2 separate regions of the Mus musculus genome follow, and region 1 is linked to region 2. A link is a loop called in an ENCODE intact Hi-C map of the cell type or tissue named here. Cell type or tissue: left cerebral cortex. All regions are shown on one strand. Links, peaks and the distances in the headings refer to the core of each region. The heading gives the core; the rest is flanking DNA. Region 1 has its middle 12 kb from the start of A330076C08Rik. Region 2 has its middle 18 kb from the start of Gm33958.

Region 1 (6,540 bases), core at 1,381-3,880, 190 kb after region 2:
TGGAACTAGAGTTACAGTCTCCTGCGAGCTGCTATGTAGGTGCTGGTCACCAAATGTGTGTCCTCTGCAAGAGCAGAAAGTGCTTGACAGCTGAGCCATCTCTTCAGCCCTGGGTGTTGTTGTTGTTTGTTATTATTGTTAGCTTGTTTGTTTGTTTCCTGGCATTTTTAGGAAGTTGACTTTCCCGATTCTCCTATTCTGGGGAGATGTCAGGCTAGATGGTACCAAGATGATTAAGGGAATACACCCCTGACCACTGAGAAAGAGGATTAAACCTGAGCGAATTCACAGATCTAGACAAGGCAGGATTAAGACAGGCTGGTGGTAAGAGGGAGCCAGGGATAAGAGGGCAGGGCTCCAGGGGAGATGCAGGCAGCTGGCTGGCCAGCTTTGTGGAAGCCCTGGCTTCCACAGGCATTCACTAGGGGTCCAGAAAGCCAGTCTGGGCACAGAAAGGGACTGGGTCATCTGGGGGCATGCACTCTGGGCTGAGGGAGACTCTCACTGCGAGGCAGAGCGTAAGCTGATCATTTGAGGCTTGGCTGACCAGGGCATTAAGTCTGCAATAATTTAGACAGATGGAGACCAGTGGGATGTGGGAGTTACTTCAGGAGAATCAGAGTTAAGACAGTGTGGGGTAAGAAAGGGGAACTGGGGCACACAACCTAAGACTCCGCCCTGACTTGCCCTCATAGGACATAATTTGAGGACACTTCCCAAAGTTTTGTGTGCTGACAGCTTGACCCCTCAGGATGACAGGGCGAATGTGGAGGATCTTTCAGAGATGGGGCCTAGTGGGAGGTGACCAGGTCACTGGGGCACTACCCTAGGAAGAGATTAATGTAGTGCTCTTCCCCCCAAGAGTGGGTGGTGGTAGAAGCAGTGCACCTCACAGGAACATACTTGCCTGTTGTTTTGTCATGGTCGTCCCATCGCTACACTACACCACCTTCATGCTGGAGTACAGACAGCCGCCATCACCCCTTTGAGCCCCCAAAGCTGTAGGAAAACTGAAGCTCTTTACTACTGTGTCCCTTGATCCTGGTGTTTGGTTATAGTGACATGGAGCAGACTCAAGCAGGCTCTGAGAGCAAGGTCCCCTTTCTACAGCCCCATCTCAGGCTGGGAAGGAGGTAAGCAAGGAACAGCAGCTTTGTGGTTAGAGCTGAACGGTCAAAAGATGTGAAAGCTTTATGGAGGTCAAAGAAGGTCAGGTCAAAGAAGGGAGGGCTCAGATGACAGCGTAGTGGGGAAAGTACCTGTCTCCTAAGCACGAAGAGCCGAACCTAATCCCAGCACCCACGGTAAAGATAGGCATGTACCTGTAGTCCCAGCACTGGGGAGCAGAGACAGGGAGATCCCTGGGCTCATTGGCCACTGGCCGCTGTTATAGACCAGCGAGAGATCCTGTCTCAAAACAGAAACAAAACAAACAAAACCCATCTTGACATCTTGACAGCTTCCAAGAGGATCTTCTACTCTTTATATGAGTATGCACTTATTTGTGCACATGTACCCCTCCCCACACTCACACACATACACACACACACACACATACTCACATACACACACTCACATACACACGCTCACATATATATACACATACACTCACACACACATACACACATATACTTACACATACACTCACATACATACAGACACATACATACACTCACATACATACACACTTACACGTATACTCACATACACACACACTCAAATACATGCAACACATACACACATACACTCGCATGCACACAGACTCACACATATACACTCACACACACACTCACACACTCACATACATACACACATTCACACACAATTCATACACACACTCACTCACACATACTCATGCACATACATTCACACACACACACTCACACACATTCACTCACATACTCGCACACTCACATATACACACATACATACACACACATACATACACTCACATACACACACAATTCACACACATACACACACACATTCACATACATACACTCACACACACTCTCCCACACACACCCCACACACTCAAAGAACACACATGGGGAGAATGCAATACAGCAAACAAGAGAGAGCACCTAGAGAGAAGACATGCCCATGAGGACACTGAGGGGCAGTACAGGTGACCCTGGCAAAGTCAACACTGACAGCACTAGAGAATAGGAGATGGTGCTGGCTGCTCCCATAAACTGCCGGCCCTTGGAGGGTGCTAGTCACAGGCAGGTATGGTTCTGAGGGCTTTAAAGGAAGTAAACCAGCCGATACTTGTGATGAACATGGAGCCCTGGATGCAGAAGTTTAGTTTGTCCCAGCTCTTCTGGCATCAGGACCTTGTGACACTAGACAGGTGACAAAGCCTGTGTGTATTTTAAGGTCCTGAGTAACTCAGGATGTGTGTTAATATCAGCTGATCTAGAGAAAGGACCTCAGACTCTGGAGACCTCAACCTAGATGACAACTCAGCAGGAGCACCAGGCTCACATCCCTCCACCCACACACCCATCCTTCTATGTCTCAGATCCTACGTGAAGCCCTTGCGTTGCCCAACACTCCAGCCTGGCCCTCATTCCCTTCTCTCTCCCTCTGGCTCTCACGTCATTAACAAAACTCCCCAGACCCTTGCAAATCCCCTAAAGCAGGACTGTCCCAGGAGACAAATGGTGGATTTAATAAGCTTCCCCTTAAATGGCCTCAATCCCTTCCAGTTGATTAGGAGGAGAAAACACCGGACTGCAGGACAGTTCCCGGGCAGGAGGTGAGGGAGGGAGAATAAAGAATGTCTCCCAGCTCCCGGGCCTCGGGGACCAAATTAAGAAAGCAGGCACCACTTACTCAAAATCAGATGAATGTCAGCGGAATGTTTGTCAAACAAACTTGTCATTATTTGTCACAATTTGAGGACGTATCCGTCAGTCGTCACACTGGAGCGTGTAACAGCTATTTATAGCTGCCAGCCGAGAGTTTTAACTCATGCAGGGCCAAGGCTCCACAGTATAAACAGATTTATTTATAATGATTGCGCAGCTATAAATAGTTTGGTTTGGGGAGCGTCGAAGAACAGCTCTGGAATGTTCTGCCAGTGCCAGCGGCAGGAAGGCTGACAGCGGGAGATGAACCCTGCTTTTTGTTTTGTTTTCTTCTTCTTCTTTGGAGACTCTTTATGTATGTCCTTGGTCACACCCTTCCTCAATGTCTCTTCTGGAAGGGGAGTGGTGTTCCTCTGCATTCCCAGGAGATGGTAGAAGTTACTCACTTAATTAACATCTGCCCCAAGATCCTCCCTTGAAAGGGAGTCCAGGCCGGGGCTTCGCCTCCTTTGTGCCTATTCGTGGACAATGAACTAATTACAGTCTCTTTTCTCCCGCAGGGTTGGGGGGGGGTGTTATCCTGTTATTCCAGCGAGAAGGCAACTCTCCAAAGGCTTGTTTATAGCTTCAGATTTAATTTGAATGGCTGTGTCCTCTCTTCCAAAATAAGAGGTTATCAGAAATGAACTAGTTTCTCATGTCAGCAGGACCCCAGCTGAGGATTAAAGAGTAGGGGTGGGGGGAGGTGCTGAGGAGAGGGACGGGAACACGCATGTATAAACTGTACATGGAAAACACATAGTTGCATCAGTGTAAAATCCGATCATTATAACATTTGGCACAGGGGCAATAGCGATCCACTAGCCAGCCTGCACCCCTGCCCTCAAGAGCACATACCTATTTATCACATTGAAATGTCTGCTGTCATACCTCTTTCTAATGCCATCTGCCAAAGTCATCCGCTCAGTTTTCATGCGGCTGGCCTCAATCTTATTTTGCATACACACACACACACACACACACATATACATACATAAAGAAAAGGTGTGTCCTGGAAAAAAATTTATTGGATCTTAATTTGCAAGATTAGTTCTGGTTCATTTTATGGCTGTAATTTAATACTCATAATGATTTTCTGACACATATGTTTTAGCAGCAAGCTCTCCCTCCTATTCATCTTTCATTTCGATACAGCTCTAAAGTAGATTAGGCTGGATGGTACGCGTCAGGGAGTGTGGCACCCCGAGAGAAACTGGCATCAAACTGCTGCGGCTGCTCCAAGCTGGCAACAAGGCTCAGCTGGGCACAGGGGATGGGATGGCAGAAGCAAGAAGCCCAACTTCGAGAGCCATCATTATCAGCTATATCATCATCATCATTACCATCACTAGTGTAATTCTTTGAGGACGGCTGTAAGTCAGGCCCTATGTAATCAAAAGCCGCTGAGTACCTCTGCAGGTAGTATAGCTTATGGGTACAAACCGATAGTTTAGTTCTCTGGATGTCAAAGAGGGGGAAGGCTCTGGAAGGTTCTGCCAAAGCCAGTGACAGGGCAGGTAGACATCAGTAGCAGAGAGATGAATCCTGTGAGTCTTTGTCCTTTCCCTGGAGTCCTCAATGCTGCAGGACCCTAGGTGTGGAGGCCCACGTTTGGCGAAGGCAGGTTTCCTTTGACAGTCTCTCTGGGAACCTAAGTTATACATTTGCAAGAATGTACACATGACTATGTAACTTGATAAAAGTGACTTAAACTGAAAGTTGAGAGAGATTTGGGGAGTGCGGAGCTCATCCTGGAGAATGTGATGGACCTCTGAAGCGAGCAGCCCCCAAGCCTGGTTTAGGGTTATGACAGAGGCACCCAAGGCCAGGGTACAGGAAATCCAAGGGCATAATGTGAATCGAGTTGAATGGCCAGGTGGGCAACTCTTCGTTTATTATGGGAGAAGCCGTCACCATACATGCTACTAAGACTAATCCAACCTGCTGTGAGTTTACCTCACAGGGAGCTACACAGGACAGACTGCGTTCAGACAGATGGACGCTATACCAGGATTCTCCTTTACCCTCTTCCAAGTCCTCTCAGACTTTGTGAAGGCTCTGTACTATTTTAAAGGATAGTTTTCATCCTCCCTCCCTCCCTCCCTCCCTCCCTCCCTCCCTCCCTTCTTTGGTTTATTTATTTATTTATTCATTTATTTTTAAAGAGAGGGGTTCTCAATGTTTAAAATAGGACAGATATTTTCATACTAATGATAACATCTTCACGTTACCAAGCAAGTAATTTCATGGAGGCTTCCCAGGACTAGAGATATGCATAGTTAGGAACAGCACTACTAATGTGTGCTATACAAGATGTCAGTCTGATACAGCTTATGGCGAGGGCTTTTGTTTATCCCTGTTTCTGCCTTGTGTCCTCTCCCCACCCCCCAGCTCCCTCATGTGAGCTGAGGAAGGTGCACTGTGAAAGCCATAGGCAGCTGAGGGTCTTCTTGAGGTAGCTGTTAGGGTTTTCCCCACGATTTCTCTCCTCAACAGAGGAGGGAACAGAGCCCCGGTGTCTCAAGGCTTTCCCATTCGACTTTCAAGAGACAGAGTTGGGAAGAAACTACTGTCTCTTTCCTCACAACAAAAAACAAACTACTCTTAATACTTGCTAAGAATGGATGCATGTGCCCTTATGAAGGTTCATCCTGGTGGCTCAGATAAATGTCCTGAAGGCAGGAATAGGGCTCTAAAATTCTTTCTGAAGAGTTTGTCATAAGCTATATCAAATTTACATTTTGTATAGCACAAATTAATAGTGGTGTTATTAACTTTCTGAAGGGTTTCAAATTCTTAAACATTTTTATTTATTTTTTTAATTCTTTCTCCTTTTTCTTGCCTTGGAGAGAAATGGGGGAGGGAGCTGCGTAGATGTCTTACTCACACAGGTCACCTTAGTTTTTGAGACAGGCCCTCTCTCTGAACCCAAAACTCAGGGATTCACCTGAATTGGCTGGCCAGGGAGCCCAGGCTTTCTCTTGTCTCCGCTTCCCCGGTGCTGAGATTACAGGTACCCTCACCCTGCTTTTACGTGGGTGCTGGGGCTCAAACTTAAGCCCTCACCTTTGAGCAGTAGGTTCATTCCCCACAGAGCCATTTCCCCAGCCTCTGCAGCTCTTCTTTCTTCTTGCTTAGGGCCTTGCTGGCAGGTAGATCCTGCTTCTCATAATTTACCCTCAGTAAGATGGGGTAACTTCTCCATAAGATGGGGAGTCCTGAGAGAGTTGGGTGGTGTAGGAGAGACTGAATGCTGGGTCCTCGCACATGGAATGTGGTCAGCAGCAAGGACAAGAGAAGGAAAGTGAAACAAGCTAAATACCTCAATACTTCCAAGGCTCCAGGCTCCCTCAGCCTGGCAGGATCCACCCCAGAGATGTTCCTAGTGACCCTGAGAGGGATGTAGGAGCCACGTTCACCAACAGATTTGGGCACACACAGATCTGATAGCTCAGTGGGGACTCAGCAGGGGACAGTGAAGGTTGAGCCCTACCAGCAGACAAAAGGAGTAAGAGGAATCTGGTCTGGTTAGCAGGCCCAGGGAGTGGGTGTCTGCATGGTTGTGTTAACTGCGCTTCACTGGTGTGGTCAATGCCTGAGAGCGCCCTTTCGAAGAATGAAAGATGTATTTGCCTTCTGCTTTTGGGCCATGGTTGCTCGGGTTTGAGACAAGGCCAAGCATCATGGC
Region 2 (6,540 bases), core at 1,153-3,652:
TCTGATGTCTCCTCCAAATAGCTCATCGCTGCCTCTCCCTGAAGCAGAGTAGGTGGATACCTCAGTTCTTTCTGTGAGAAGAGGGGGAGGGGCTGGCTGATTAGTGTCAACATTCTTCATTTATGACTTCAGGTTTCTTCATGGGTGGGTGTGATGAGAACAGTTAGGTGTCATTACAGGCACAGTGGTACTGGGGCTAAGGCTATGTCTCTGATATCTCATGGATGATGGTTCCGAGTTGCTGTCTCTTAGCTTCAGCAAGCACTGATATTAAAAGAGGTGATATATTTTTTTTATTTTTATTGATTTTAATTTTTATTTTTGAGACTGGCTCTCACGCATCTCAGGATGGCCTAGAACTCTATCTGTAGCTAATAATGACCTTACACTTCTGGTCTTCCTGCCTCCTAACTGCATCCCCCCCCCCCAACACACACACCCTCAGCGCTTTTCCAAGTCAGACTCTAGAACCATCTGTGCTTTTCCAGAAGCATCCATGCCAAGCAATTATTGGCATTACTAAAGTGAGGCCTTCATACTGCTTCTAATGCCAAAGTCAGTGATAGCAAAACGAAGCTCTCATGAGTCGTTTAAGGATGGGGGCGACGTCTTGAGACATGTTTTGTTACATTTCATCCTTGTGGGCACATCACATCACCCTTATGCAAATTAAGACGGCTGCGGTGTTGCTTCTTGGCCTTAAAAACATTGTGTGTGTGTGTGTGTGTGTGTGTGTGTGTGTGTGTGTGTGTGTGTTGTCAGAGGACAATTCTTGGGAGTCAGTTCTCTCTGCTACAGTCACCTTGTGGAATCTGGGAAATGAACTCAAGGTTTTCAGGCCTGTGTACAAGTGCCTCTCAGTGGCCTTCCAACCATTCTGGCTGAGATCAAACAAAGATGGTGACGACGGCATCACTAGGCAACATAATCTTATGGGTCCAGTCTTCTATGCTCAGCCCACCATCGACTTCATTGTGAAGGCCAGAGCACATAGTTCAATTTTAAGTCTGTTCTGTCTATGCTCGGGGCTGGGACCACTGTGTAGTCATTTGTAAACTGGCCCGAGGTGCATGCACGTTAGCGGGACCCCTCTCCTGTCCTGGGCTTAGGGCTCCCACTTGTCTTTGTGTTACTGTGATGGGAAAACACCAGCAAGTGCCAGCTTGGCTGGAGGGCTGGTCAGTAAGTGTTAAAACAGCCTCTTCTGTTTCCACCTCATTCCCTTATGAACTTGCTACCTAGGGACACTTATAAAATGCAACCAATGCCTCGTTAATTTTAAATGAATCTCCCCATGTAACCACTCATCTCTGACGGCCACAATTAACCTGTACTCCACCCTCCCTTCTAGGTTTGGCTGGCTGAATCGGCCCTTGCCCCCCCCCTTCCCCCCCTTGACTTGCACCCGGAGTTCTGAGTTTCTGTAAAACTCCAGGAGGGATTCTCAAGCTTAGAGCCCCTTCTCTTTCTACAGCCCTTTGGAGCCCCTCCCCCAGACTCTCTCTTTGAGCCTGCCACCTCCAGCCTGGCTAATAACGCTTTAAAGGTGTTGAGTAATCAGACTTCCCAGGCAGGCACTTTGACCTTGCAATTTCCTTTCCTGCCTTCCGCTTTGGCTTTCAGGCCCGTGTTTCCCCCGCAGCTTGGTGTGTGTGTGCCGTGGCTGATGGAGCAGGGCTTAAGCAGCTCTGTGTGTCCCGCAGCAGGAAGAAGGAAATTTGAGTTGGTATTTTCCGGCAAGGCTAACAAGTCACTGTTTTGTTTGGTGCTGGGGCCACGGGATTGCTCTGTCTGGAGCAAGCCCCTAGGTTAGGCTTCCTTTCTGATTCACATTAGGCAAAGTCTAAAAATGTCACAAATTGCTGGGCATTCCCTGTGCCCCAGAAGAACGGAAGGCGCCTCCCCCCCCCCCCCCCCGTTCCTATCTACCTTGCATTTATGTGTACTTTGTTCATCCAAGGTTTGAAGGTCTTCATTGTGGTGTGTTCATTCTGACCCTGACTGTAACCATAAACTTTTTTTTAAATGATTTGTTCACTTTACATCCCAATATCAGCTGCCCCAACCCCGCACTCTTGAGGACTGTCCCACTTCCCTGAGGGACTGTCCCACTGCCCCTGTCCTCCCTGCCCGCACCAGTCCCAGCTTAGCCTGCGGGGCTGTCTTAGAGAACCGGCCGTCACTGCCGACTGGGGTGTTTGACTTACATCTTGGACCAGCCCAGGGCCCTATTCAGTGAACATGGGGTGCACCCATTACCCTGTCAGAGCAATTGTGGTGAATAAGATGTTTAGAAAAAGCAGTCAGCTGATCTCAGAAAGCCTGGTCTGTGGCCATGGAACCCGAGTACCGCCCCATACCCTGAGAAGCTTAGCAACAGCTGCGTGATGAGGAACCCAAGCTTGCTCAACTCTCCGAATCCTGAAAGGGCATGGGGTAGACAGACACGCCCTCTCCTCTCAGCATGTGGACAAGAAAGCATCCACAGTGCATCTATGTGTTTGGATTATTATTTACAACTAGTTAAGGAAACTTCCTGCTTGCTGGCATCTTTCCTTTCCAGCAAGCCCATCCGTCCACCCACTGCTCTCTCCTACCCTTCTCTTCCCTCCTTCCCACCTTCATCCTAAACCTCAGATCCTTCCCACACCCACATTCCTTTCAGTATCCGACACTTAGTGTGTTTAGTGTAGGAATGGAAACGAGACCATCTGGAATTTAGGTAGCTATAGTAATTTGCTAAGACACATCCCCACCGGAAATGAGTCACCAGGGGTAGACTTGGTCCACTTCCTGTCCTCTCATCTGACCAAGCTGCCTCACATCTCTGCCCCCATGGCTTCAAGACCATGATGGACTGTATCCTCTCGAACTGTGAGCCATTCCAGCTGTCCCCGCTTTCCTCTCTTTTTTCAAGTATAGCCCACATTGGTCTAGAACTCAAAACCCTCCAGCCTCACCCCTCCAACTATTGAGGTCCAGGCATGTGGCTTAACTCTGTCTTCTTCACAGAAATGGTGTATGCTTGTAGAATTTTCTTCTGAAGCTTAGGCTCTGTGGAGCCAACTGTCCCGTGGCCTTCTTGACTCCCAGAGGGTCACATGTCTGGGTTTAGAGGGATTAACTTTGAGTTTGCAGCAGAGAAGATGACTCCCCTGTGTTAAGCAGCAATGTGATGTAGCTTAAGTCCAGGCACTTTGCTAAGTCACCACAGGTCATGTCTATAGGGAGTCATTTTAACTATTCCAACTACTTGATCACATGAGACTCAGAGCCTAAGTTCCCTACTAAAAGGACTTGAACCCTTGTGCACTCTGGGTACATACATTCATGTCTTCTACCCCAAACAAACAAACACACACCCCAAAACAAAAACAAACAACAACAAAACCCAAAAAAACAAAAAACAAAACAAAACAAAACCAAACAAACAACAAAACCCAGAAAAACCTTCCATGCAGAAAACTGAACCAACTCACTCTCCCTTGATATGAGGCCCTTGTTCAGAAGTCAGTTCCCAGTCTCCTGGAGAGGTTTTCCAAAGGTTAGTGCTGTTTGGAATCTACATCTGTCCTAGAAGTAATTGAGAGCCATTGCTCCTGCATCAGAGGGACTGGCTTTGGTGGAACAGCTAAGCTGACGTCTGGAGAGTGGGGTCAAGGGCTTCTGGTCATATCCCTTCCAGGAACCATGCTGGGTCAGGTGGAGACACTGAAGAAACGAGCCTGAGCCGAGCAGAGCTATGGCGGCCGAATGTCTCTCTAGGTGATTCTATGGCCTGGTTCCTCCATCCTTTGGAGGCCTGAGCAGACTCCTCTCTTCAAGCCCCCTGCAGTTTCTTTGCCAGGACTTCCCCCAACCTGCTTTGTCAGAGAGACAAGCCCTCAATAGCCTGCTTATCTCAGAGTGTTATGTTAGCTTTAAAGTTTGACAGTTCCCTGAAAACAAGAACTTAATACTATTTAAAAGCACTTATCTCTGCTGGGTCAGGTTTGTGAATTAAATGTGTGTTGGGTTTTTTTCCTCATCCTTGCAAGAACTGCCTTCCTGTAAGTTGTAAGTAGTGACAGGGAGATTTCACAGGGAAAAGAATCACATTAAAAAGGAAAGTGGGCGGGGGTGGGGGAGAAAGAGATAGCTGGGGGAGAGAGACAGAGAGATAGAGAAAGAGATGAGAGAAGAGAGACAGGGAGGGGGGCTTGGGGAGCGAGGAGAAGGGGAGAGGAGGGAGAGCAAGTGGGGGGAGAGGAGAGGGGATGCGGAGTCTTTGTCACTGCCATGGTGCAAGTTTGTTTCCCTAGTGGGGGATTTTCCAGGGGCTCTTAGTGTTGTGGCTTTACGGGGTAAATTCGGTGGAAAGAGGCACACTTCCCGTGCAGAATGTCCTTTTAACTCTCTCTTCTGCTCCTCTGCGCTTTGCCTCTGAATACACAAGAATCTGTATTTGTGACTGCCAAGAGCTTTCTGCTGGGAGGGAGGATGCCTTGTAAATAAATCACTCGTTCACAGCCAGTTAACAGGGAGTGTCTTTCTCACCCGTAATTACGGTTTTGCTTTGAGTTAAGAAGGTTGTTTTTTGGGGGCAATAAATTCTGGTGTCAGTTATCCTTCACTCTCTCTGGAGTGAGCCCTCAGCTGGAAATTGGTGTTCTTAACAGTTGGACCTCTGGGGTCTGGGAGGCTGTACAGCAGAAAATCGACCCAGCGAGGGGGGTGGGGGGGGGGACAGGGGAAAAGGTCCAGGAGGGGAGAAAAGAGGAGGAAAGAGAGATAATAAAGAAGGGGGAAGATAGAGAAGAAAAGTTGATGCGATGACTTTCTAATTTTGGTAATAGGAAATGTGAAAGTTAGGAAAGAAACCTCGGTTCCTATCAACATATCTCATATTGTGGAATTTTGGTGGCGCATTACCCTGAGATGTTTGAAAACTTTCGAAACTGTGTTAGGCCCATGGTTAACTACTTACAGTGGTGTGTGTGTGTGTGTGTGTGTGTGTGTGTGTGTGTGTGTGTACCTATTCTAAAAAGCTTCCGCAACACGAACACACTTGCATTGTTGTGTCACATTGAGAAAACCTTCCAGCTAGAAAATTTCAAGTAGAGTAAGGAGTGAACTCTCCCATGCAGATTGTTGACAGAAAACCTTCCCAACATCAGCTTTAATATTTCTGGGTCAGGATATGATAAAAATAATCCTAACACTTTGAAAACATGATTTTTTTTTTGAGTCCTCTCCACGGTGGGTTCATAGCTTTAGTATTCTGACCCTTTGAGTAAATCTGTGATGATGAATGGCCTAGCAGCCTCTGCCAAGAGTAAAGTCATTTGGTCAGATTTTAGCAATCCCAAGCTGTTGCTAAAGCCCAGTTGGTAAAGCCTGCTGCCAGGGTCAAGGGCTTGTCTGCGTCGCAGGGTATAGCTCTGGTCTTGTGCTTCACGTGACAGGCGGGGTTATTTAAGGCAGGAGTATGTGGTACTAGTCCAGCTGTGTGCCTTTGTCCTGTTTCTGTTTTATGTATGGGCCAGGCATGTGGGATCTGGCTGTCTTGACCTATGATATTTCCATGTGATCCCAGCTTGGAAGTTGTCCGAGGGAGCAGGAGACCGGGGTGGAGGCAAGGGTGTGCTCTCAAACAAAACACATCCGGATTTGATTTCTGGCTCTGAAAATCTTTGCTGGGTCATCTTGGGCAAACTATTCTTTCGTTTCTATATGAAATGGGCATTGAGTGCCTACAAGAAGACACTGCCTTCTGACCTAGCCCACATTCTTAGCTTGGACAAACCTGAAAAGCTCTGCTTTGCAGATGACATCAGGACGAGGATTTGGTTTCTTCCCTGCTTTCTTTACTGCTACCCTGGTTCAGGTCACCAATAAATTCTCCGGGATTATCACATCAGTTTCTGAATCCAGCCTCTAACTCATCAGGCAGGGTGAATCTCTAAAGATATGTGCTGAAAACTCACAGTCCATCCTGCTCATTCAGCATAAAACTGAAAAGCAAGCCGGGCGTGGTGGCTCACGCCTTTAATCCCAGCACTGGGGAGGCAGAGGCAGGCGGATTTCTGGGTTCCAGGCCAGCCTGGTCTACAAAGTGAGTTCCAGGACAGCCAGGGCTACACAGAGAAATTCTATCTCGAAAAACAAAAACAAAAACAAAAAAACTGAAATGCTTACCATGCCCTCGGAATTCCCATGTGTGGCGGCAGATGTTTGCAAATCTAACCGGGAAGTAGAGGCCAGAAGAGGGGAGGATTGAAAATTCAAGGCCAACTTCAGCTACATTAGAACCCTGCCTCAAGAAGAGGAAGTAAAAAAAAAAAATTAAATTTTGTTCCTTTAATTTTGTTCCTTCTTAATTCTCTGACCTGGTCTGTATAGGCTATGCTGCTGACAAGGCGATTTGAACCTCTTGTTATTCCTAGAACATAAGAATGCTTCTGCCTCAGGGGACTGTGCTTGCCTCCAAGCCCATTCCCTTTCCCATCCCCAGACCCACACTTCATATTTCTCAGCAGCCTACACTCTACACTACAGGGT

What was found. Hi-C counts contacts between places; a loop is a spot of excess contacts. Peaks named below come from ENCODE experiments on the same cell type or tissue, not always from the same donor. Only the 100,000 strongest peaks of a DNase experiment are listed, where the experiment ranks them.
Region 1: it touches region 2 in a loop (2.9-fold over the local background); 3 of 42 quality-filtered maps call a loop at or near these places.

Annotation. Positions count from the first base shown.
Region 1 is chr13:44,225,447-44,231,986 of GRCm38, reverse strand. No RefSeq gene overlaps it. Among named protein-coding and RNA genes, the nearest start is that of A330076C08Rik, 12 kb to the right of the region's middle. In left cerebral cortex, for the core only: a CTCF peak has its summit at 3,254; DNase peaks (open chromatin) are centred at 2,561, 3,000 and 3,208; H3K27ac peaks cover 1,054 bases.
Region 2 is chr13:44,415,093-44,421,632 of GRCm38, reverse strand. No RefSeq gene overlaps it. Among named protein-coding and RNA genes, the nearest start is that of Gm33958, 18 kb to the right of the region's middle. In left cerebral cortex, for the core only: no CTCF peak of the experiment used is centred there; a DNase peak (open chromatin) is centred at 2,630.